3 separate regions of the Homo sapiens genome follow, and regions 1 and 2 are each linked to region 3. Evidence: read pairs that join two places in POLR2A ChIA-PET (ENCODE). Cell type or tissue: Caco-2. All regions are shown on one strand.

Region 1 (8,000 bases), 250 kb before region 3:
TACTATTTTTTTTTTTTTTTTTTTTTTTTTGAGACAGTTTCTCTCTTGTCCCCCAGGCTGGAGTGCAATGGCGCGATCCTGGCTCACTGCAACCTCCGCCTCCCGAGTTCCAGCGATTCTCCTGCCTCAGCCTCCTGAGTAGCTGGGATTACAGGCATCTGCCACCACGGCCGGCTAATTTTTGTATTTTTAGTAGAGACGGGGTTTCACCATGTTGGCCAGGCTGGTCTCAAACTCCTGACCTCAAGTGATCTGCCCGCCTCGGCCTCCCAAAGTGTGGGATCACAGGCATGAGCCACCGCACCGGCCCAGATACTGGACTATTTTACAAATGAGAAAAGTAGTTGTTGCAGGTAAGACTACTGTTTAATATTGAAATTATCGAACTCTCCTGCAAACGATTCAAACTCCCTTAAGCATTGAGGAAATGAGCTAAAATCCAGATCCCCCTCACCATCTCCCTCACCTTCTTAAGTCTTGTTGGCCGTGTTCATATTCCCAGATTAGTTCCCTATGTATAATCTCTGCTAATATATTCCAACTCCAACATTTTTTGTGGTGCCAATTACCAAGAACTATTTGTAAATTACCCTTCGCACCATTTGAGATAACTTGCAAGTTCCTTAAACACAATTCATGTTGGATCCAGTGTCTGCTTTGCTTCAGGTTATCAGGAAATTCCCTTAAAATTGAAATACTTAACAAGGTGCAGCGGCATGCACCTGTACTCCCCAGCTACTCAGGAGGCTGAGGCGGGAGGATCGCTTTAGCCCAGGAATTCAAGTCTAGCCTGCGCAACAAAGCAAGATGCCCATCTCTTAAAAAAATAACTATAAGTATTTGATTGATTCTGGGAATCCAGTCCATAGTCTTCATTAGAATCTGAATAGCAGCACTTGAGCCACAATATTAGTAAATTCTAAGAGGTAAAGGAATCCATTTGACTTGGGTCAGGGAAGACTGTATTTTATGTGACATATGCAAATCACTTAAGACTCTAGAAAGAGGGCTCACCTTTAATGAAAACAACTATTGGGTAACAAAGGGCCTCTGACATATGATAATGTAGTTCCGCCCAATAGCTCAGGTTTCTTCAACTCAAGGCCCTGGGGTTGTAAATAACCATATCCAGCCAGAACCCATCCAGTGCCGTGCCCATGGAGGTACTGTCACCTTCCTGCTTCTTACAATTGAAAATCAAGATTAGTCTTCATTCAGGGACTCTGGATGCATTTAATATTAGAGTCCTTTCCCTACCTGCCATTTGTTGTCTCATTCTAATTTCCATAAAACAGTGAATACTTTGCTCTTTGGAAGTGATCCCGTTTACACGGAGCACACTAGAACAGCCAAAGCAAATTTACCAGTTAGAAGTATCCAAAAAGATCTTCCAGAAGTTTCAGTGAGAACTGAAGTAAAAATGTAGAAATTATTATAGTAAATATTATTATATTCTTTCATTATATGTAGAGTACATAAGCTGTCAGCAGGTGGGTGTTTAGGTTTAAACACTTTTTACCTCCTTGGTTTGAACTGTTAGCCTAAGCTACCACAATTTTTTGTCCCATCCAATTCAACATATGGAATTTCCTCTATTTTTTGTTTCCAGGAACTAAATATATACCAACCTGGATAAAATGGAGGAAAATAATTCAAGGTCTTATTTGCCAACTCCATTCTTTGTGTGGGTGCAATTAGATATATTTCAGGAGCTGTGGTCTCATGACATTTTCAAATGGTTAAATATGAAAGTAGAGCTGTCGTGAAGCTCACTTTTGCAGATAACTGCTTCTGAGTCTGAAGAAAAGATGTGAATGTTGGCACAAGTGCTCTTTATTCTGCTTTCTAGAAGTTAGTATTTATTTAGTGATAGTGATTTAGATGGAAAATATTTTTTAATTTTGAAATCGGACTATATCATTTAGCTGTGTAAATCCAAGTCACAGAATATATCAGTAAAACTAAGAATTTGCTATGTGTACCTCACAAAGCATGGAAAATAATTACACCATGGTCCATCAATGTTGGTTCAATATATTCATCAATACTGCTATTGAGTTTTAAGGACTGGAAAATAGACAAACTTTACCATTGACAGTCAATCCATGTCAGTCTGAATATCACTGGAAAATAACAAAGGTATGCCAGTTTCCACAGTGTTATGAGGATAGTTTGTTACCCTGGGAAAGTGGAGTCTATACCAGCTTAGATTCAAAGAGGAAAGCAGGTCATAGACGAAAGTATAATTTGAAAAGAAAAAAGAATGGCTTCAGGTCCACTTAACCAAAACACTGAAACTTTAATTGAATGAGAATTACATCTGTCAAAGACCTGGGCAGTACACTCCTCTCTCCTCTCTATAGCACTCATTCCTTCTGAGGTGTCATTTCACCAGCCACCTGAGTAAGTGCTCCAGCTATCCCCAGACCAGCTAGAGACATCCCAAGCATGGTCATGTTAGCATCAATGTCCAGGCATACTCAGGGCTCAGAATCGTGGGTTAGTACCACTTTTCCCACTACCCCCTTATATTCCACAAGGGACTCACAGCCAGCAGGTTAACTCTCCCCTCCCTACCCCCACCAAACCCTGGAAAATCACAGACAGCCTTTTTACAGCTCCTCTTTCTCGGCCCCCTTCTTCTGGAAGGCAGTCAGGATGTTTAAGCTCTTCTGGAGCTCCTCCTTCTTCCCGTCACTCATCTTGTTCTTCTCAATCAGCCTGGCGATCCGTGTCATCTCTGATGCTGGGAAGTCCTCCCCTTGGTCTAAGATCTTCCCCATGATCTTCAGGTATTGCTCGGCCCACTTCTTCTGAGTCTCCTTCACACTTGAGAGGTTATCTTGCCCCTGCTTCAAGAGGGCCTGGCGGGCCTCCACACCAGAGGCCCTGATGAACTCCCCGGCCAGGGCGTCGTATACAGGCAGGCAACCAGGCATACCTAGGTAGACCCCTTGCCCCTTCAGCCAGCGCTGGATGGCTCCAACCTTAACTGCCCCAGTGTATGGGACTGGGTTCTCAAAGTCCCCATCCCGGAAGAGGTAGAAGACTGGGTAGCTCTCTTTGTCCAGCTTGTATTTCTCACTCAGCTCCATGTTCAGCTTGTCACCATAATCTGTGAGCAGAAACCAGACACAAAAAGCAAGACCATAAGGAACTCAGGGCAGAAAATTGCTATGGGACCTAGCTGAACTGAGGGAAAGAAGAATTTTCTTGGCCGTGTAATGGTTCAAAGTGAGGAGCAACCATACAGACCTGTGTTTGAATTCCTCCTCTGCCACTTCCTAGCCATGCAGCACTAGGCAAATCATTTAAACTCTCTGAACTGTTCTTCATCTGAAAAAATGGAGATTCTTCTGAATATTTATTATATGCCCACTATGTGTCAGATGCTGTTCTAGGTGCTGGGGGTCTACTTGTGATTAAGAGTATTAAGCTCGGACGGGTGCGGTGGCTCATGCCTGTAATCCCAGCACTTTGGGAGGCCGAGGCGGACAGATCACGAGGTCAGGAGTTCAAGACCAGCCTGGCCAACATAGTGAAACCGCTGTCTCTGCTAAAAATAACAAAAAAATTAGCAGGGCATGGTGGCGCGTGCCTGTAGTCCCAGCTACTCAAGAGGCTGAGGCAGAAGAATCGCTTGAACCCAGGAGGTGGAGGTTGCAGTGATCCGAGATCCCACCACCGCACTCCAGCTTGGGCAACAGAGTGAGACTTTGTCTCAAAAAAAAAAAAAAAAAAAAAAAAAAGACTATTAAGCTCATATTCTTCTAAGGGAGAGAAGAGACATAACAAACACATAAACACAGGTGATGAATGCCACAGGGAAAACAAAACAGCGCGATGTGACAAAGTGGGTAAGAAAGCCCACTTCAGGTGGTCAAGGCAGGCCTCCCTGTGAAGGTGACATCAGCTAAAGGACCTGAATGTCCTGGAGCAAGCTACGTGAAGATTTGGGAAGAGTGTCTCAGGCAGAAAGGACTGCAAGTGCAAAAGCTCTGAGGCAGGGCTAAGCTCAGGAAATTTCAGGATTACAAAGACCAGTCTGGCTGGAGCTGGGTGAGAAAGGGGAGCATGTGGTAGGGAAGGAACACAGTCCCTGCCACATGGGGGCTGTTGGGAGGACCGGATGAGGGAATATGTGCGTGATACTTGGCAGGGTTATATGCTTAATATGTGGTAGCTGCTGTTAGTATCTGCAACATCCTTCCTAACGAGCAGTAGCAGCCCCAAGGACTGATGCTGTGACAACTGGTTTCTTACACTTTGCCGAGAAACGGCTAAGACCAACTACTAGTAGTGGTAGTACTGGATGCCTAGGGTTCCAAACCTAGTTCTGCCACTTAACAATTCCACAATCTTGAGCAAGTTACTCTAAGCATCCATTTCTTCATTTGAAAAAATGGAGGTAATAGTACCACATGGGACTTCCTTCACAGAGCTCTTGCAAAGATGAAACACATGTAAAACACTCAGCACAGCGGCCTGGCACGCAGTAAACATCTGATAAATGTTAACTATTATTATTATTCTAATAAAAGCACCAAGGGAGTTACCTGAAGTTGAGTCAAATCTGACTGACTGTCCTGGAGAGGTGTGCCAGCTATCTCTACCCAGGACCAGACGCTCTACTAAGTTCCCAGCTTACTACGGAATGGAGGCATCCAAGCTGGGAGGGAAGTGAAATAAGTAAGCCCCTGCCTGGGACTAAACACTTAGGTGGAGCTCTGGATGAGCCACTCTATCACCCACAGTCCTTTAATCTTTGAGCTTCAGTTTTTTTTTTCCTGAAGTATAACATGGAGATAATACATCTTGCTTCTCAGGCAGAGTTCAAGTGAAGATTTAAAATGCAATGGGGGTGCAGATCTTTACCCTGTCAGCCACTAAATGCTGGTGACTATTAAAGCTGTCGCTGTGGTTGGGAGGTGCCCTTGGATTAGTGGTGGCATCAGTGCATTTGAGCTAACACCAAAACCTAACAGTTTTGGTACATAAACTGAAATGAAGACAGAAGAACTGACTATGCTGTCCCCTAGGGGACATAGCACCCCCTCTGCCCAGTGTTCCCTGCAAGGAGAGCTCAAAGTTCTCACAGTTTAATGTCAGAGAGGGGTGGAATGTGAAGGAAGAGGGGTTCCCTTCCCTTCAGGCACCTGTACAGCTGAGCTTAGATTCCATGGTCCCAAAATCTGCTCAGGTTAAGCCTACTGTGGGCAGCAGATTCCTTTAGAGACCATGAACCTGTTTACTTACACTCCTTGAGAGTGGCTCAGAAGGAAAGATGCTGGGTATTCCTGTTCCAAGTAGGGAAACGATTTCTAGCTTCCTCCCTCTCTGCCCCCCCAGCCGTCCTGGACTTGTCCATACCTGAGATCCCCACCTCTGCCACCAAGAGATCATCGCTGGAAGCCGAGTTTTCAGCAAGACGCTTGAACTCATCCTGCTTCTCACCGTAGGGGTACTGGGTGTCGAACTTCACCAAGACGAACTTGCTTTTGGGAATGACCTGAGGGCGTATAGAGCTGAGCAAGTGGGTGTTCCAGGGACTTTTGGGGCTAATTCCCCTTCCCAAGGGGCCCCTGTTTAAGAAATAGAGTGGAAACAAGCCCACAAGGGAGGCAAGCTCTCACAAACTAATATTTATTCATTCACCCACTGACTCATTTAACAATTTAGTGAGTGCCAGCAACATGCAGGGCACCCCATTAGTACCTGTTCACACTAATCAAAGATATACACAACCCTGTCCAGAATAAACAAGGCTGCAGACATACTAAGGCCTTCTCCTTCAGGGTTCCTTTCAGTTAGGTGAAGGAGACCCTCTGCATACTACATCAGCCCCTGTCATGCTCATCATCCCAGGAGGCCTTTCGCAGTAAACCCTGAACAAGAAATCTGACAAAAATAAACAAACCTACCTACAAAGGAGTTGGCATCATGGAGGACGCTTTGGCTAGATAGGCCAGAGTTTGAACCCAGCAATTTCAGGGCAGATAAGCTAGTGAGAGGCCAGGCTTGGGACAATGTCTTCTCCCTAGACTACACTTCCCTCTGGCTAGATCTCTGGGTTTTAAACTGTCAGGGCCAAGACTTTTAATTGCAGTAAAATTCACATAATATTTGCCATTGTAACCATTTAAAAGTGTACATTCTGCATGATTCAGTGCATTAAGAATGTGCAACCATAGAGGTTACTATCTAGTGCCAGAACATTTTCATCATCCCAAAAGGAAACCCTATACTCATTACGCAGTCACTCCCCAGTCTTCCTCCTCCCAGCCCCAGCAACCACTCATCTATTTTCTGTCTCTATAGATTTGTCTATTCTGATGGAAATGTACAATATGTGCCCTTTTGTGTCTGGCTTTTTTCACTTAGCATGTTTTCAAGGTTTGTCCATGTTGTACCATGTATTGGCACACTGTTACTTTTTATGGCCAAATAAATATTACACTGTACGATAGACCACATTTTTGTTTATTCACTCATCAGCTGAATGTTTGGGTTGTTTCCACCTTTTGGCTACTGTCAATAGTGCTGCTATGAACATTCACATAACACATTTTGTTTGAACACCTGTATTCCACTCTTTTGGGTATATATACAAGTGGAACTGTGGTGGTCATATGCTAAGTCTACATTTAACTTACTGAAGAAGCCAAGGACTTCTTTTGATGGTTTCTCCCAATGCACAAGTTTTATCTAACAAGCCACCTTAGGGTAACACTGCCTTCCTCACTTCCATCAACTTTTTGTTTTCCTAATCCAAGTGATCCCTATCAAGTTTTTTCATCACAGGCAATCACTGTAAATAATCATGTCAAGGCTGAGCATGGTGGCTCACACCTGTAATCTCAACACTTTGCGGGGCTGAAGTGGGAGGATCACGTGAGGCTAGAAGTTCAAGACCAGCCTGGGCAACATAGCTGGCTTAAAAAAAAAAAATTAGCCAGTCATGGTGGCACACACCTGTATTCCCAGCTAAACTACTCAGGAGGCTGAGGTGGAAAATCACTTGTGCCTAGGAGTTAGAGGTTATAGTGAGCTATGATTGCACCACTGCAATCCAACCTGTGTAACAGAGTGAGACCCCATCTCTCTCTCTCTCTCTAAAAAGAAAAAAAAAATTATGTCAAGCTGACATAATTCTGGCTGAAGGCAAAGATACAATGTTCTGGACTGGGCACAGTGGTTCATGCCTGTAATCCCAGCACTCTGGGAGGCTGAGATGGGTGGATCACCTGAGGTCAGGAGTTGAAGACCAGCCTGGCCAACGTGGTGAAACCCTATCTCTACTAAAAATACAAAAATTAGCTGGGCGTTGTGGTGGGCGCCTGTAATCCCATCTACTCGGGAGGCTGAGGCAGGAGAATTGCTTGAACCTGGGAGGCGGAGGTTGCGGTGAGCCGAGATCGCGCCACTGCACTCCAGCCTGGGCGAAAAGAATGAAACTCCACCTCAAAAAAAAAAAAAAAAAAGAAAAAAAAAGATACAATGTTCTTGTTAGTCTTTGTCCTTTACAGTGTACTGATGTCCTCTTGGTTTTTAAAAATATTTAACACTGTTTAGGGACACAAAGGAGGGAGGAGAAGACACCAGAACAAGTCATCTTTAAATGCCAAAAAGCCTGAGCTCTGGGGGCCTAAAAGCAGGAAAGACTTAAAATACAAATAAGATCACATCCCTCTGGCCCAACTGGCCTTATTTCACTTCAGCACATGAAACTTATTCCCACTCAAGAGCTTTTTCATTTGCTCTCTGCTGGCTGGAATGTCCTTTCCCCAGTTCTTTTCATGGTTATCTCTTTATCGTTCAAGGCTCAGTTCAAATGTCCCCTGCTACTGGGGACTCCTCCAATCAGACCATCTAATATGGCTTCATTTTCATCATACCCTGCTATCATTACCCTGCTGTATTTTCTTCAGTGCATTACTCACTCTCTGAAATCCTTATTTGCTTGTTTTCCATCCTTTCCACTAGAATACATTTATGAGAAT
Region 2 (8,000 bases), 130 kb before region 3:
TGGATATTGATACCTTTCTCTAGGTTTGGGAAGTTGTCTGTTATTATCCCTTTGAATAAACGTTCTACCCCTATCTCTTTCTCTACCTCCTCTTTAAGGCCAATTAATCAGATTTGCCCTTTTGAGACTATTTGCTAGATCCTGTAAGCATGCTTCCTTTTTTCTTTTTCTTTTTGCTCCTTTGGCTGTTTATTTTCAAATAGCCTTCTTCAGGCTCACTAATTCTTTCTTCTGATTGATCAATTCTGTTACTGAAAGCCTCTGATGCATTCTTCAATATGCCTATTGCATTTTTAGCTCCAGAATTTCTGCTTGATTCTTTTTAATTATTTCAATCTCTTTGTTAAATTTATCTGATAGAATTCTGAATTCCTTCTCTGTATTATCTTGAGTTTCTTTGAATTTCCTCCAACACAGCTATTTTGAATTCTCTGTCTGAAAGGTCAGATAGCTGTTTCTCCAGGATGGGTCCCTGGTACCTTGTTTAGTTCATTTGATGAGGTCATGTTTTCTTGGATTGTCTTGATACTTATAGATGTTTGTCTGTGTCTGGGCATTGAAGAATTAGGTATTTATTGTAGTCTTCGCAGTCTGGGCTTGTTTATACCTATCCTTCTTGGGAAGGCTTTCCAGATATTTGTAAGGACTTATCTAAGCTGTATCTGCTTTAGAGGGCACCCCAAGCCCAGTAATGCTGTGGTTCTTGCAGATTCATAGAGATACTGCCTTGATGGTCTTAGACAAGATCTAGGATAATCTGGATTGCCAGCCAGAGACTCTTGTTCTCTTCCCTTAATTTCTCTCAGACATACAGAGTCTATCTCTGTTCTGAGCCACCACTGGGGGTGCAGTGACACAAACACCCCTGAGGCTACCACCACTATGACTGCACTGGGTCAGACCTGAAGCCAGCACAGTACTGGGTCTTGCCCAAGGTCTGCTGTAACCACTCCCTGACTACCGCCTATATTTATTCAAGGCCTTGGGGCTCTACAATCAGCAGGTGGCAAGGCCAGCCAGGCTTGTGTCCTTCCCTTCAGGGTGGCGAGTTTCCCCGGGCCCTGGGTGGGTCCAGAGGACCCAGAGACTAGATTCAAAAACCTTAGAAGTCTACCTGATGTTCTGTTGTACTGTGGCTGAGCTGGCACTCAAACCACTAGATGCAGACCTTCTCACTCTTCCTTTCCCTTTCCAAAGGCAGAGGAGCCTTACCCTGTGGCCACCGCCACCATGGGCCCATGGGATGTACTGCCAGACTACTGCCAAAGTTCCCTTAAGACCCAAGGGCTCTTCAGTCAGCTTGTGGTGAATGCTGTCTGGCCCAGGGCTCACCCTTCAGGAAATTAGGCTCCCCTCTGGCCCAGGGCAGGTCCAGAAATGCCATCCAAGGCTAAGTCCTGGAATCGGGGACTCTAGCCCACTTGATACTCTACTCACCTGTGGCCGAGCTGGTACCTAAGGTGTAAGAGAAAGTCCCATTTACTCTTCCCTCTGCTTTTCTCAAGTGGAAGGAGTCTTGCCCCATAACCACCACAGCTGGTAATGTGCTTAGTCTCACCTGAAGCCAGCAAGTCTCAGACTCTCGCCCAAAGCCCTCGTTGTAGTGCCTGGGTATTGTTGCTGGTTATTCAGGGCCCAAGGGCTCTTCAGTTAGTAGGTGATGAATGCTGCCAGAACTTAGTCCTTCCCTTCAAGGCAGCAGGTTCTCTTCTGGCCCAGGGTGTGTCTAGTATTATCATCCAGAAGTTAGGACCTGGAAAGTGGGCCCCAGAACTCTGACCAGTGCCTTATCTTGCTGTGGCTGAGCTGGTATCTTAAGATATAAGACAAAGACCTCTGCACTTTTCCCTCTCCTCTCCTCAGGTGGAGGGAATGGGAGTCTCTCACAGCTGTGAGCTGTGCAGCCTGGGGTGAAGGGGGAGGGGTGATGCCCTTAGCCACCCCAGCTGGTTTCAAAGTAGGTCATGTCCCCACCACCCTCTCACTCAGTCCACTGTCTCAGGGCCAATTCAGCACTAGGACTCACCTAGGTTTTGCAGTCCCTGTGTCCTACACTGCCTTTCAAGTTTCTTTGGGGCCCCAGAACACTTTAGCCCATGGTGGTGAGGCTTGCAGGAACTCAAGTTCCAATGCTGGGATCTATCATTTCCCTCTGGCTAGAGCTGGTTTAAATGCTCCCTCTGTTGGCAGGATCAGCTGTGTTTGGTCCAGTTATCCTTTCTGATTTTTAGTTCTTATGAATGTGCTTTTTTGTGTGTAGATAGTTGTTAAGTTGGTGTCCTTGCTGCGGTGGGATGATTGGTGGAGCCTTCTATTCCACCATCCACCCTGCCTAGACACCATCTTTAAAAAAAAAAAAAAAAAATCCTGCTCAAGGTACAAATATTGCCACAGTTGTGACAGTTGGATTTGATTAAATTATTCACTTGGTCAACATTTATTGAGCATCTGTAGTGAGCTGGGCCTACAAAACTAAATAATGATGCCAACTTGCCACTCCATTCTGTCAGGATGTAGTAGGGGAAAAGACATTTTCATCCATAATAACTACACAATGTAGTAGATTCATGACAGATATCAGCATCCATTTGTAAGGCTTTGGTTTCATTAGAGTCACTGAAGAAGCACCTCTGTTCTGGGCAATTAAGGACATGTCTTTCCCTTCAGTTTTTTTTTTTTTTTTTTAATGGAAGGAAAAGGTTCATGAGGCAGTAGATTCACTCATTTCTGGGGAGGGATGCAGGTCCCACCACTTACTAGCTAGCTCTAGAGCAAACTCTTCAGTCTCTGTTTCCTCATGTACAAGATGGAGGTTTTATTGGGAAGTTGGGAGGATTAAATTAAGGCAATGAATGTAAAGTATTGCTTTAACACAGTGCCTAGAACAGAATGAATGGTTTTTATTTATCTGAGACAGGGTCTTGCTCTGTCGCCCAGGCTAGAGTACTGTGGTGGTATCATAGCTCACTGCAACCTCAAACTCCTGGACTCAGCAATCCTCCTGGCTTAGCCTCCTGAGTAGCTGGGATTATAGCTGCACACCACTATGCCCAGCTAATTTTTTTTTTTTTTTTTTTTTTTGGAGAGACAGGGTCTTACTATGTTGCTCAGGCTGATCTTGAATTCCTGGCCAAAAGTGATCCTTTCAACTTGGCCTCCCAAAGTGTGGGGATTACAGGCATGAGCCACCAAGCCTGGCCTAATGTTAACATTATATTTGCTTTGTGCTCTCTTCTCAGAGAAGTAATTGCCACCTCCAGAACTCTATTACCTGTACTGGAGAAGTTCCTTCTGATATTCAATCAACAAGTTATTAATATAAATAAATTTTTTAAAAATGAAAACTAGAGGAAAAAATATTTATTTTTAGTTTTTGTTTTTTTTTTTGAGACAGAGTCTCGCTTTGTCACCCAGGCTGGAGTACAGTGGTGTGATCTTGGCTCACTGTAGCCTCAACCTCCCAGTTTCAAGCAGTTCACCTGCTTCAAGCCTCCAGAGTAGCTGGAACTACAGGCACATGCTACTACTCCCGGGTAATTTTTGTATTTTTAGTAGAGACGGGGTTTCACTACGTTGTCCAGACTGTTCTCAAACTCCTGACCTCAGGTGATCCGCCCTCCTCAGCCTCCCAAAGTGCTGGGATTACAGGTGTGAGCCACCGTGCCTGGCCAAAAATAGTTTAATTTCATACATATACTCAGCACTGTGGTAGATGCCAGTATACTATTATAGAATTAATGTAAACACAGTTTTCCTAACTCTAAGTGATGTTCATCAGCCACGAGTTATCTGAGGGGTATGAAGTTCATCCCAGGAAAATTAGTAAAACAGAAGAGCTATGAAAGTTGGCCTCAATTTGGGAGTCTGAGGCAGGTAGATCAGGAGTTTGAGACCAGCCTGGCCAACATGGAGAAACCCCGTCTCTACTAAAAATACAAAAATAAGCCGGGTGTGATGGCATGCACCTGTAATCCCAGCTATTCTGGCGGCTAAGGCAGGAGAATCACTTAACCTGGGAGGCGGAGGTTGCAGTGAGCTGAGATCGCACCACTGCACTCCAGCCTGGGTGACAGAGCAAGACTCCATCTCAAAAAAAAAAAAAAAAAACAAAACAAAACTGGCCTCGAAGAAAAAAAGTATTTTAGGTAAAAAGGGAGGATGGCTATAGGAAGCATCTAGAAATATTGGGAAGTAATAAATCAAATATACATATATCATATTAAACATCTGCCAGATTTGGAAAGCAGGTGACCTCAATGCTGACCTCTTAACCTACGGGCAATCAGGGTCTTCTACTTTGATATAGTCCCTCCCACAGTGCCCCAGAATAAAGTGGACTCAGTAACTATACCATGTGGAACCTGAAGAGTTGTCTAATATGAATCGGGTTTTATTTGTTTTTGGATTTAAAAACTTCTCCTTTGATGAATGCACATTTATAGGGCAAGTTAGAACAACCAATCACATAAACAACTGTCCTCACATAATAGGTAGTTGTTACTTAAAATGAAAATCCCAGAGTTAGTAATAAATTCAGGTACATATGATTCTGTATGTCAAACAAATAGAAGATAGCATGTCCTGAAAAAGTTTCTGGTGACTAAAACAATTGGGCCAAAAAGACAAGGACATTGATGTCCAAAGATGCATGTTAATGGTTCAAATGAAATGTGAAAAAGCAAAAGGTACTAAAATATTTAACATATTAAATTAATGTAAATTTAATTACCAAAATAAATAATAAAAGTGAAAGAATCCTTCCTTCTACATCAGTATATCTGAGTCAGAGCCACTAAAGCTATCTATTTCTACTTCACCAAACATCTCATTCCCACTCAGTACTTGAGGAGTTTGATATACTTGGCTTCATCTCCCTATTTCTAACCTTAGGAATCTGATTCTTCCTCCTCTTCTTCCTCCTCCTCCTCTTCTTTTTCTTCCTCCTTCTCTTCTTTTTCTTCTGTGGCCACTTCTGCTGCTTCTGGCTTTATTTCTGGGGCCGGTGGTGGAGCCACTGCTGGAGGAGCTTCTGCCGGGGCAGCCTCTGGTGATTTTTTAAGCAAGCAGATCAAATAATTGTACTTAATAATAATATTATAAAAAGTATAATGAATGATAATATCATCATGTCTACAGCATGTTCTTCACGTCTGGAATGAGTCATATTGTGATTTTCACCTTCTCCTGAAGGTGTCCCACCTAGCTTACCAGGAGGGCCACTGTCCACACTACCTCCACTTCCTGCAGTAACACAGTCAGGGGGGGCATGCCCTTCATTACAGTGGCAGTGCCCTAAATCATTACAAACTCCCTTCCCATTACACGTTTTTTCTGGGTTGCAGGCAGAAATCACTGGGGTTTTATCTGTGCAGGCGGAATTCAGGCAGACTTTGTTTGGTGCACAGTAAGTGCCATTGTGCACATCTCCTTCATCAGGAATGTCAGTACTCATATAGGCATCCATGCTCCAACATGAGCCATCTCCCTGAGGGACCTGAATCATTGTATGTTGGAGATTGATTTTTGGTAAGCCTGTAATACCTGAACATATAAGTTTCCCACAAAATATATTACCATCTGAACACCGAACATATTGTGACCCAGGACTGGTAGAAATGCCACAGTTTCCAAATTGGTCCCCTTTGCTGTTCATTGAATTGTAACACTCTTGTGAGGCTGATTTTGCACCATATCCATATAATTGTAAGCACTGATTATTAGGGTCCATACAATGAACTTTAAGGCACTCGTAAATTGTATGACATTTTGAGCCATCTTGCTTATGCCTGTTGTTGGGGCATAATGCAGATGTACCATTGCAAAATTCTGGGAGATCACAGGAACGACTAGAAGGACAGCAAGGATATCCCTTACGGTGAAATTTACACTTATGACAACATGGACCATCACTGCACTCTGCTTTCGCCTTCAGTATACAGTTTTCATCACAGCATGCATGATGCTGACATAGAGAACCACAGTCACACTGCTCCGTGTCCTCCACCACACCATTTCCACAGGCAGAATCCCTACGCTTGCGGCCCCTGGGCCGTGGCTTGTTAAATAGGCAGGCCCCTTTGTGTTCTCGAAGGAACTGGTAGAAGTAGTCAGAGCTGCAGCTGCTGAAGCCACTTTCTTTTGTGATATTTTCATGCATGAGGCAAAAGTGCTTATCTTTACAAAAGCAGGCCGAGTGGTCGTGCTGAATACCCAGGTTGTGCCCGAGCTCATGGGCCATCAGGGCTGCAAACAACAGCACATCTTCATGATGGAAGGATTCAACAGCTGCCGCAAAACCGCTTGAGCAGGCACCACTGAGAAAGGCCTGGCCCATATTCTGTCCAGGGTGATGCCCAACGATCATGTGGGCAACATCGTGTTTTGCACGATGGAAGAGCATCTCTTGTCTCCAGTGATTGAAATTCCTGAGTGTGATTTGCAAGTCCACTGTGACATCTATTAGGTCCCCCTCGGTCCAAATCTCCATTCCAGCCAGCACCACCTCTGTGTTTATTCCCCTAGTGAAGCTGTTGGCCAGAGCAATGACATCCACTACTGTCTGGACCGTCTCATTGACGTTACTGCCCCACATCTGGAACCGCTGGTTGTTGACCACGACAAACATCTCCACGTACTTTTTGTGTGACCACAAGTAGGACAGTGCCTGTAGATCATGAGGCTTCCTGCTCCCTTGTTGCCAGCTAGTAGACACCACAGGAGACTCACGCTTGATGTGCCATGGTGTATAACACATGTTCAAACCGTCTTGAAGAGTCCATGGGCTCAATGCTGTAAGATTTTTCCTCCTTAATCAGGAGGATGTGCCCCTGAGACCTGCACAGATGTTGACAGAAACAAAAGAACCTGACACTCCTTCTATGTAGCCTTCATAGTGGCAGTCATGTGAGATGAAAGGCGATTCTTGCCCCAGGAGGCCATTGTGGTAACTGTAGACTGGAAAGTTATTCACAAAATGGTTTCTCTTCACCTTCAGATGAACCAGGTGCTTCTGGCCTTGCATAAGTAACAAGTAGGACAGTCCTTCCACTGGGCTATCTCCTCCCTGGACTGTCAGCCTCTTTGGAATAATTATTTCATAGAAAGAGTAATAGATTGATCCCAGGTGACAGTACATGCTTGGCACAAAAATCACCAAAAGCATCAAAATCTCTAACCTGATACATGAAGGTCCTGGTACTAGCCCCAGCCTTAAGTTCCACTTCTGTGGAGCCCAAGTTTGAAACTTTATCTTAGCCTCTTCCAAGGCCACTTGGTTTTTCCATAAAGCAGGATGTTGGCAGAGTCTTTTAATAATGCCACCAGTGACATGGCCCAAATAAATCAGTTAATGATTCTGGGCCTATGTCCATCAGCAGAGCTCTCCCTCGCACACAAACCCTCGGAGGCTCAGGTGTTTAGTACTCAGATCTACGCTGGCTCCCTTATTGGCAGTTCTTGCCCAACTCTGATTCTTACAGAACTTCAAGCCGTGTTTCTCTTCCTGCTTCTCTCCTGGCCTTCGGCAGTTTCTTTAGTATGTCTTCCTTCCAACAGCAACAACTTTAATCTTCCTTAGTTATATTCCTTTTACTTTCATGGGAAGATATTCCAAGTAGAAGGCCTGTAGTGATCCAGCCAGTACTGTAACTCCTCAGGCAAATTATTCTTTATCCTCAGCTCAGGCCACACAACTTGATATCCATTAATCTGCTCATTCTTTGAAACACAACATTCTGTCAGGGGGTGGGGGGAAGGGGGCAGGGCTTCTCTGGGGATCTCTGAAAAGGACAAAGTTCTTTGTGGCCCACTGCCTCTTTCCCTCATTTCTGCAGTTTTCAGGGTACCATTTATCAGTTCAGCTCTCCTTTGTCAGTGTCTGGTTTTTTTCTTTAATTCAAGAAAATCTGTATGTGGATGTCCAAGTTTTCCCTCATTATCGTTGGTTCATAACAAATGAGTTTAGATATTTTATATCTGCATATAATCTTCTCTACCAAGTT
Region 3 (8,000 bases):
TGGTGGCAGGCGCCTGTAGTCCCAGCTACTCGGGAGGCTGAGGCAGGAGAATCGCTTGAACCCAGGAGGCAGAAGTTGCAGTGAGCCAAGATCACGCCATTGCACTCCAGCCTGGGCAACGAGAGTGAAACTCCGTCTCAAAAAATAAAAATAAATACATACATAAAGTGCCAGAGTTCGCCCTCTGCTTTCCAGGCACTGGGCGATGGTCTTGGGGAGTGCAGAGAAGACATCTCCCAGCAAGCTGTTCCCTTCGGGCTTGGTAAACCAGTGTCCTGGCAGGGTCCATGGTCACCTCACCAGTGCTGAGGCAAAGGCTACAGGTGACGTGAAGGCAAAGACATCTGCCTCTCTGCCTGCCTTCCTTGGGGGTCCCTTTGGCCCCAGCATCCCTGCATGTCCTGGCCCTGGCCTAGAACTCCAGTGAGACATCCATGGTCACTCTGGGCCAGAGTCTCGGACCATAAAGAATACCGAGCTGCCAAGCAAAGCCTGGAGTGAGGCTCACAACAGGGCTGGGGAGGGGTGGCCAGGCTCACTGGTCAAAAGCAGACATTTGGCCTGGCACAGTGGCTCACACCTGTAGTCCCAGCACTTTTGGAGGCCAAGGCATGAGAATTGCTTGAGCTCAGGAATTTGAGACCAACCTGAGTAACATAGTGAGACCTCCATCTCCACAAAAAATGAAAAATTAGCCAAGTGTGGTCGCATGCGCCTGTAATCCCAGCTACTTAGGAGGCTGAGATGGACGGATCACTTGCTTGAGTCTGGGAGGTTGAGGCTGCAGTGAGCCATGATCACACCACTGCCTCCAGCATGGGTGACAGAGCAAGACCCTCTCTCAAAAAAGAAAACACAAAAAGGAGCAGAGGTTCAAGACAAGAATCTGGGTGGCCAGGCACAGTGGCTCACGCCTGTAATCCTAACAATTTGGGAGGCCAAGGTGGGAGGATTGCTTGAGCTCAGGAGTTTGAAACCAACATGGGTAACATAGTGAGACCCTCTCTCCACAAAAAGTGAAAAATTAGCCAGGTGTGGTTGCGTGCCTATAGTCTCAGCTACTCAGGAGGCTGAGGTGGGAGGACCATTTGAGCCTGGGAGGTTGAGGCTGCAGTAAGCCGTGATTGCATCACTGCACTCCAGCCTGGGTGACAGAAAAAGACTCTTAAAAAAAAAAAAAGAATCTGGACGAATATGGGCTTTTTTTTTTTTCCTGAGACAGAGTCTCATTCTGTTGCCCAGGCTGGAGTGCAGTGGCGCAATCTCAGCTCACTGCACTCCAACCTCCCAGGTTCACACCATTCTCCTGCCTCAGCCTCCCAAGTAGCTGGGACTATAGGCGCCTGCCACCATGCCCGGCTAATTTTTCTGTGTTTTTAGTAGAGACGGGGTTTCACCGAGTTAGCCAAGATGGTCTCAATCTCCTGACCTCGTGATCCGCCCGTCTGGGCCTCCCAAAGTGCTGGGATTACAGGTGTGAGGGTTTTTTTTTTCTTTTTTTTTAGACAAAGTCTGGCTCTTGTTCCCCAGGCTGGAGTGCAATGGAGCGATCCCGGCTCACTGCAACCTCCGCCTTTCAGGTTCAAGCGATTCTCCTGCCTCAGCCTCCTGAGTAGCTGGGATTACAGATGCCTGCCACCATGCCCGGCTAATTTTTGTATTTCTAGTAGAGACGGGGTTTCACCATGTTGGCCAGGCTGGTCTCCAACTCCTGACCTCAGGTGATCCACTCACCTCGGCCTCCCAAAGTGCTGGGATTACAGGCGTGAGCCACCGCGCCTGGCCGAATATGGGCTCTTTTGCTCCTGATTTTGTCACATGGGACAAGCACCTCACCCCTGTGTCTTTGTTTCCTCATCTGTAGGGTGGGAATCACCCTAGAGCCCCCTTTTTATAAAGCCATGTGAGGGTCTGCAGTCTCTGCGCCAAGCATGGAGTGAATGCCCAACGCCATGACGATGGCAGGGTGGAAACAGAGTGCCCCAGGAAGGAGTCGTTCAGGTAAGGGCCTAGCAGGAATCATATTCCCAGGCTGAAATTTGTTCCGCATAATCTCTATGGTGGAACCCGCAGTTGTGCACCCACAGGAAAGGCTCTTGGCACCGGAGAAGAACATGGGTAAACATTAACTGGGGTTCTGGAGGCGTGCTTGTGTGGTTTCATATTAGTTAGTCAATCGTTAATTTTTAGGGAAATGGCACCCTTCTTTCTTTCCACGGGAGGGCTGGGTCATTTCCAGTGTGGGGACAGGTGTGGCAATAAAGAGCTCAGGTTCAAAGCCAGGAAACTGCCAGACCTAAGTTCAAGTTGGACTATGCCGTGCCTGGGCAGCAGGTCCTGGGTGTTTACTCCCCGACTCTGAAAGTCAGCTCCTCCTCGGGGTGCCCGTGGAGGAGAAGGGAGTTCCCGGGTCTGCCTGCTGGAAGATGGGGGCTCACGGGCGTGGGGGGCGGGCAGGCAGCTTGCAGCCATTGAGTAGGCATCCTTCTCTCCTTCCCCCTGTAGCACAGGCTCAGGGTTCACGCCTCACACACAACTGCCTCACAGCAAAGCACTTGGGTCAGCAGGGTTAGGAGAGTACAGAGAAGCACTAGGCTGGGCTGGGTGGAAGTAGGTCTGGTTGGCCTTGTACTATCCCCAAGCTTCTTCCTCCCCCACCCAGGGAGGAAGTCCACTCAGCCCTCTGCGTGTCATGGACATGGCTAACATTCACTAGCTACCCCTCAAGAACCAGCCCCACACCAGCGGTTCTGTGTACTTGGATTGTTCCCATTTAAACCTCATAGCAAACCTAGGAGGTGAACTTCATCCTCTCCACTTCACAGCAGAGGATGCTGGGCACAGAAGAGTCCAGCCACTTGGCTCTAGGTCACACAGCAGCAAAGGCAGAGCCAGGCTTTGAAGCCAGGTCTTTGGGACTCCAAGGCCTGTGTTTTTCCCAACTCCAACCTCCAGCCATAGCCCAGGTCTGCCTTCAAGGAGGTTGGAATTCTGATTCCCAAATCTCCATCTTTATGGTTTACTTACTGACTCAACACACGTTGATTTCACATTTTGATTCTGAGCCAGGCACAGTGGCTCATCCCTGTAATCCCAGCACTTTGGGAGGCCAAGGCAGGTGGATCATTTGAGGTCAGGAGTTCGAGACCAGCCTGGACAACATGGTGAAACCCTGTCTCTACTAAAAATGCAAAAATTAGCTGGGCATGGTGTCACTTGCCTGTAATCCCAGCTACTCGACAGGCTGAGGCAGGAGAATTGCTTGAACCTAGGAGATGGAGGTTGCAGTGAACCAAGATTGCACCACTGTACTCCAGCCTGGGCAACAGAGTCTCAAAAAAAAAAAAAATTTTATTCTGAATGTTGTAAAAAGCACCAACCTCAAAGCCAAACAGATCTGGGTTTGAATTTTTTTTCTTAAATAAAGGTGGGATTTTTTTTGTATTTTTTGTAGAGATGGGCTTTCACCATGTTGGCCAGGCTGGTCCCAAACTCCTGTGCTCAAGTGATCCTCCTGCCTTGGACTCCTAAAGTGCTGGGATTACAGCTGTGCGCCACCATGCCCGGCCTGGGTTTGAATTCTGACTCCATCCCTCACAGATTTGACCCTGGGCAAATCCCTTCACTTCCCAGATGCCTCATCGAGTACTTCTGGGGGCTGATGTGAAGGTTAAATGCAAGAACGAGTGTACAGTTCCTAAGCTAGGACCTTGCCCGCAGGGGGTCCTGCAGTGTTCTAGATCCTGCAGCTCTCTCGTAGCTTAAAGATTCTTAGGAGCGAGGGCCAGGTCTATACTCTTTATGTTGTTCCCTGCACCAAAGCATACTAAATTGTCCTGGATTTTAAACTTTATTTTGCAAAGATCAGGAAGTAGGAAGGGGAGAGGTGGGCCAGTCTGGCTAAAACCCCACCAGCCCCACCCCTTCCTCGCTGGGCTGGCCCCTCTGATTTAGATTAGGATCCTGGAAAGACCACTCCCTGGCATGTTTGCCTTTCAAAGCCCAGAATGTTCTCAATCACCCTTCACTGTTGAACCAGGCTGCATTTTCAACAACCCATCCTCCCTTCTCCACTGATAAGATAAACCTGGGTCTGCTGTAGGACGCTGGAAACCTCCTCCGGTTTACATTTCCCATTTCCCTTCTCCCAGAGCCAGACTCAGTGGCTTCCCTCCCCGGTGGGGGGCTGGGTAGGAACTGTTCTCACACTGAGTTTCTGCCAAAGTTCTGCTTCAAGTGAGGAGCAGTTTTCCTGAATAAACACCAGGCCAGACTCTGGGCCAAATGCTTTATAACCTCCTGACCAGAAACCCGAAGCTCGACTTACATAACACACGTAAACGCTCTTGGGCGGGGCGTGGTGGGGGGATGTCCTAGCTCCCACTTCCTCTTTATAGTTTCCAGAAGCACAGTGATGTCTGGAGTTGACATTTTCAATCTAGACTGTAGGCAAAACATAAAGATTTTCTATCAAAATACTCTAATTCCTACATATTTTAATAAATACATCTCACTTTGTTTTGTAAAAATTGGATTCATTCACCCACGCATTCCATAAGCTTTCACTGACAGCCCTGGCCACTCCAGCACAGGGAGTCCAAGAGCCAAGTCCTGGCTTGTGGGAGCTGAAGTCCTGGTGAGGAGAGGGCGCAGGAAACAAGCAAAACCAAGCAAGTGAGAAGCAGGAGGAGGCTTGGCCAGCTGAGGGGTCTGAAGGGTGACTGCTAGGAAGAGCCTGGGGACAGGAGGAGTGGCTGCAGGGTGTAGGTGAGGGGAGAGCGGGGGGCTCGCGATTCTACCTGCTGTGTGCCAGGATCTGCACTTGATGCTGGGAGGACCCAGGAGACCAGAGAACCGGGACACTGCCGTGTCCTTTCTAAGTGGGGGTAATAGACTTGCTGTTTGCTAACTCGCTTTTCTCAGTTTCTCTTGGACGTTATTCCACAGGCAGCTCTGCCTCATGTTAAGCCACATAGCGTTCCTCAACACGGTCAGGCCATGGTTTATTTAACGATTTCCTACAAATGCACTTTTAGGACAAGTGATCGCCATTCCAGCAACAGCTGTGGCGAACCCTTTCACATGCGTTTTTCCAAACATGGGGCAGATTACTGTGTAGAAATTAGAACTACTGAGTTAGAGGGTAACAGGATCCCTCTTCACCTTGGCTATCTTGTTCTCCATGCCAGGCAGAGACTTAGTGGTGATTGTGGTGGTCGAGGGGCTCAGGAGCTGGGGCAGGGTCAGTGCCCAGAGCAGGACAACTGGACCTTGGGGGCGGAGGTCAGACCAAGGCCAGGAGAGAATGAAATTCTGGCCACCACCCCCAGACCTCATGACAATGGGTGGTTATCATCTGCCCAGGGTCTCCAATGAAAGGCTAAACTGTGTTCAGTAATCATCTGCCCAGGGTCTCCAATGAAAGGCTAAACTGTGTTCAGTAGTTCTGATTTAAGGAGGCAGGATACATTCTAGAAAGATTTCAGTTCAAGCTTTGATGCATGAGAGAACTGGACATGTTACCTAGGAAATCCCCGTCCCTGGAACACCGTATTTTCCCAAAGAGTGAGCAAGCTAATGGCGCGGTTTTGCAGCCTGGGATGATCCCAACGGCATGTGCTCTTTCACTTGCTAATCTGCGGTTAGGTGATTATGTCCGATGGAAAGCAGATGCCATTGCTTGTATTACAAGATTCCAGGGAGTAAAGTTCAAGACAAACACGGAATGCCACACACATTCCCTCTTCCCCACACATAATCCAGAACCCCAGGTTAGTTGGGGATCAAGGCGAGGGGCAGTCATCTCCCCAGGCTTGCTCGGGACACTCCCGAACCAAGACTAACCCAGGCAGACAGACGCCAGCCCTCTGCCCCACTCCCCCACCCCAGGGCCTTTTTTCACCACTTCAAAGATGGGAGTTTCAATTCCACTTTGGACTGTTTGCCAGACAGGCGCGGTTTCAACTTGTTCTGCTTACGGTTTGGCAACCTCTATCTTGCTGCAATGGACTTTCCCTGAGCCAGTTTCACCACTCCCTATGCGTCCCCATGTTCCCACTCTTTTAAACTTCCAAATACTTTGCAATAAGGTCCTTTTGAGTAGAAATACTGGGTTCTCATTAAGCAACCCTTTACCTCACTTCTGGAGCACAAAACTGTAAACATGGTTTCGTAAATGGCAACCATTCATTATTCAATAAATATTTACCCAACAGTGATCCTATGCTAAGGTGCTAGGTGCCAGGAATGCAAAAGTGAACAATACAAACATGGCTCCTCCTCTCTGATTTTAAAATTCTATTCAATTGTCCCTTAAATGTTTATTAATACATTCTTATGGTCTGATCATTATTCAGGGAGGTCAAGTTCACATTAAGTTATAAGTTTGAAAGTGGGCTTCAAATTCTGCCCTGCCCAACCTTCACACACATGCCCTTAGTTATACTTAATGTGAACTTGACCTCCCTGAGCCTCAGTTTCCTCACCCGCAAGACGGGACAGCAATACTACCAGGCTTATAGAGTTGCGGGTAGGATGAAAGGTGAAATGCAGGTAGAAGTCCTCAGTAGAGGGCCTGATGGAAAATAGGTGATGAATAATCATGATTACTGGAGCAGGGAATACATACACATGTCCACAACATGTAAATTCTCAACTCAGCTTGACCTCAGGAGCACAAACATTATTATAGCCCTGTCACCTGAAACTCAAGTGTGTCCCACAGATTCTGGGCAGGCAGGAAGTATTGAATGCCCATTTGTGTTCTCTGATTAAAAACACGGGCCGGCCACGGTGGCTCATGCCTGTAATCCCAGCACTTTGGGAGGCTGAGGCGGGCGGTGTCACTGGGCCCCACCACAACCTCCGCCTCCTGGGTTCAAGCGTTTCTCCTGTCTCAGCCTCCCAGGTAGCTGGGATTACAGGTACATGCCACCACACCGGCCAATTTTTGTATTTTTAGTAGAGACGGGGTTTCATCATATTGGTCAGGCTGGTCTCCACCTGAGGTGATCCGCCTGCCTCGGCCTCCCAAGGTGCTGGGATTACAGGCATGAGCCACCACACCCAGCCTGCCTAAATCTATTTCTTTTTGTTTTTTTTTTTTGAGACGGAGTCTCACTCTGTCACTAGGCCTCACTCTTATGCCAGGGCATGAGCTGCCATGCCCGGCCACCTAAATCTATTTCTATAGAGGCTCTTAAAACTCCTAGCTGGATGTTGTGGCCCATGCCTATAATCCCAGTGCCTCTAGTGGCTGACGCAGGAGGATCGCTTCAGCCCAAGAGTTTGAGGTTGCAGTGAGTTATGATCATGCCATTGCACTCCAGCCTGGGCAACAGAGCAAGACCCTGTCTCAAAAAAAAAAAAAAAAACCAAAAAAAAAAGAGGCCAGGTGCAGTGGCTCACGCCTGTAATCCCAGCACTTTGGGAGGCCAAGGCGGGTGGATCACAAGGTCAGGAGTTTGAGACTAGCCTGGCCAACATGGTGAAACCCCAACTCTACTAAAAATACAAAATTAGCTGGGCATGGTGGCGGCACCCGTAATCCCAGCTACTCAGGAGGCTGAGGCAGGAGAATCGCTTGAACCCGGGAGGCAGAGGTTGCAGTGAGCCGTGATCGTGCCACTGCACTCCAGCCCGGGCGACAGAGTGAGACTACATCTCAAAAACAAAAACAAAAACAAAGGACACTCCTAAAGAAGTCATCAACCTGTACAATCAATAGGGAGATTCAGTCAGCACAAAGTCACTCCAAAACACAGGTTTTGGCTCATTCTGTAAGAATCTCCCAGGCAAACAAGAAAAAGCAAATTTCTGCTTCAGATATACCGTTAACAGTGATTATCTGCAGGGGTGGCACATCAGGGGACCATTATATTTTTTCTTTTTTCTTTTAATATCTGCTCATGGGGTATTAAGTTTTTTTTGTTTTTTGGGGAGTTTTTTTTCAGACGAAGTGTCACTCTGTCACCCAGGCTGGAGTACAGTGGTGCGATCTC

The links. Peaks named below come from ENCODE experiments on the same cell type or tissue, not always from the same donor. Only the 100,000 strongest peaks of a DNase experiment are listed, where the experiment ranks them.
Region 1: POLR2A ChIA-PET joins it to region 3 with 11 read pairs; 5 of 35 experiments call an interaction of 5 or more read pairs at or near these places.
Region 2: POLR2A ChIA-PET joins it to region 3 with 10 read pairs; 3 of 35 experiments call an interaction of 5 or more read pairs at or near these places.

What each region holds. Positions count from the first base shown.
Region 1 is chr12:112,017,265-112,025,264 of GRCh38, reverse strand. ERP29 (endoplasmic reticulum protein 29) reads right to left here. Exons shown (of 3, transcript NM_006817.4): 2 at 5,371-5,509; 3 at 1,816-3,115. The coding sequence ends at 2,613. LOC124903021 (a long non-coding RNA gene) reads left to right here and starts at 3,115. Exons shown (of 2, transcript XR_007063464.1): 1 at 3,115-4,689; 2 at 5,350-6,466. In Caco-2, no CTCF peak of the experiment used is centred here; no DNase peak of the experiment used is centred here.
Region 2 is chr12:111,898,592-111,906,591 of GRCh38, reverse strand. It overlaps MAPKAPK5 (MAPK activated protein kinase 5), which reads right to left. Exons shown (of 14, transcript NM_003668.4): 14 at 4,370-8,000. It also overlaps the pseudogene ADAM1A. Among named protein-coding and RNA genes, the nearest start is that of MAPKAPK5-AS1, 60 kb to the right of the region's middle. In Caco-2, no CTCF peak of the experiment used is centred here; no DNase peak of the experiment used is centred here.
Region 3 is chr12:111,772,048-111,780,047 of GRCh38, reverse strand. The region is part of intron 1 of ALDH2 (aldehyde dehydrogenase 2 family member); the gene reads right to left. Among named protein-coding and RNA genes, the nearest start is that of ALDH2, 9.1 kb to the right of the region's middle. RefSeq lists enhancers at 4,451-4,640, 6,344-6,915. In Caco-2, no CTCF peak of the experiment used is centred here; DNase peaks (open chromatin) are centred at 4,177 and 5,697; H3K4me3 peaks cover 1,154 bases.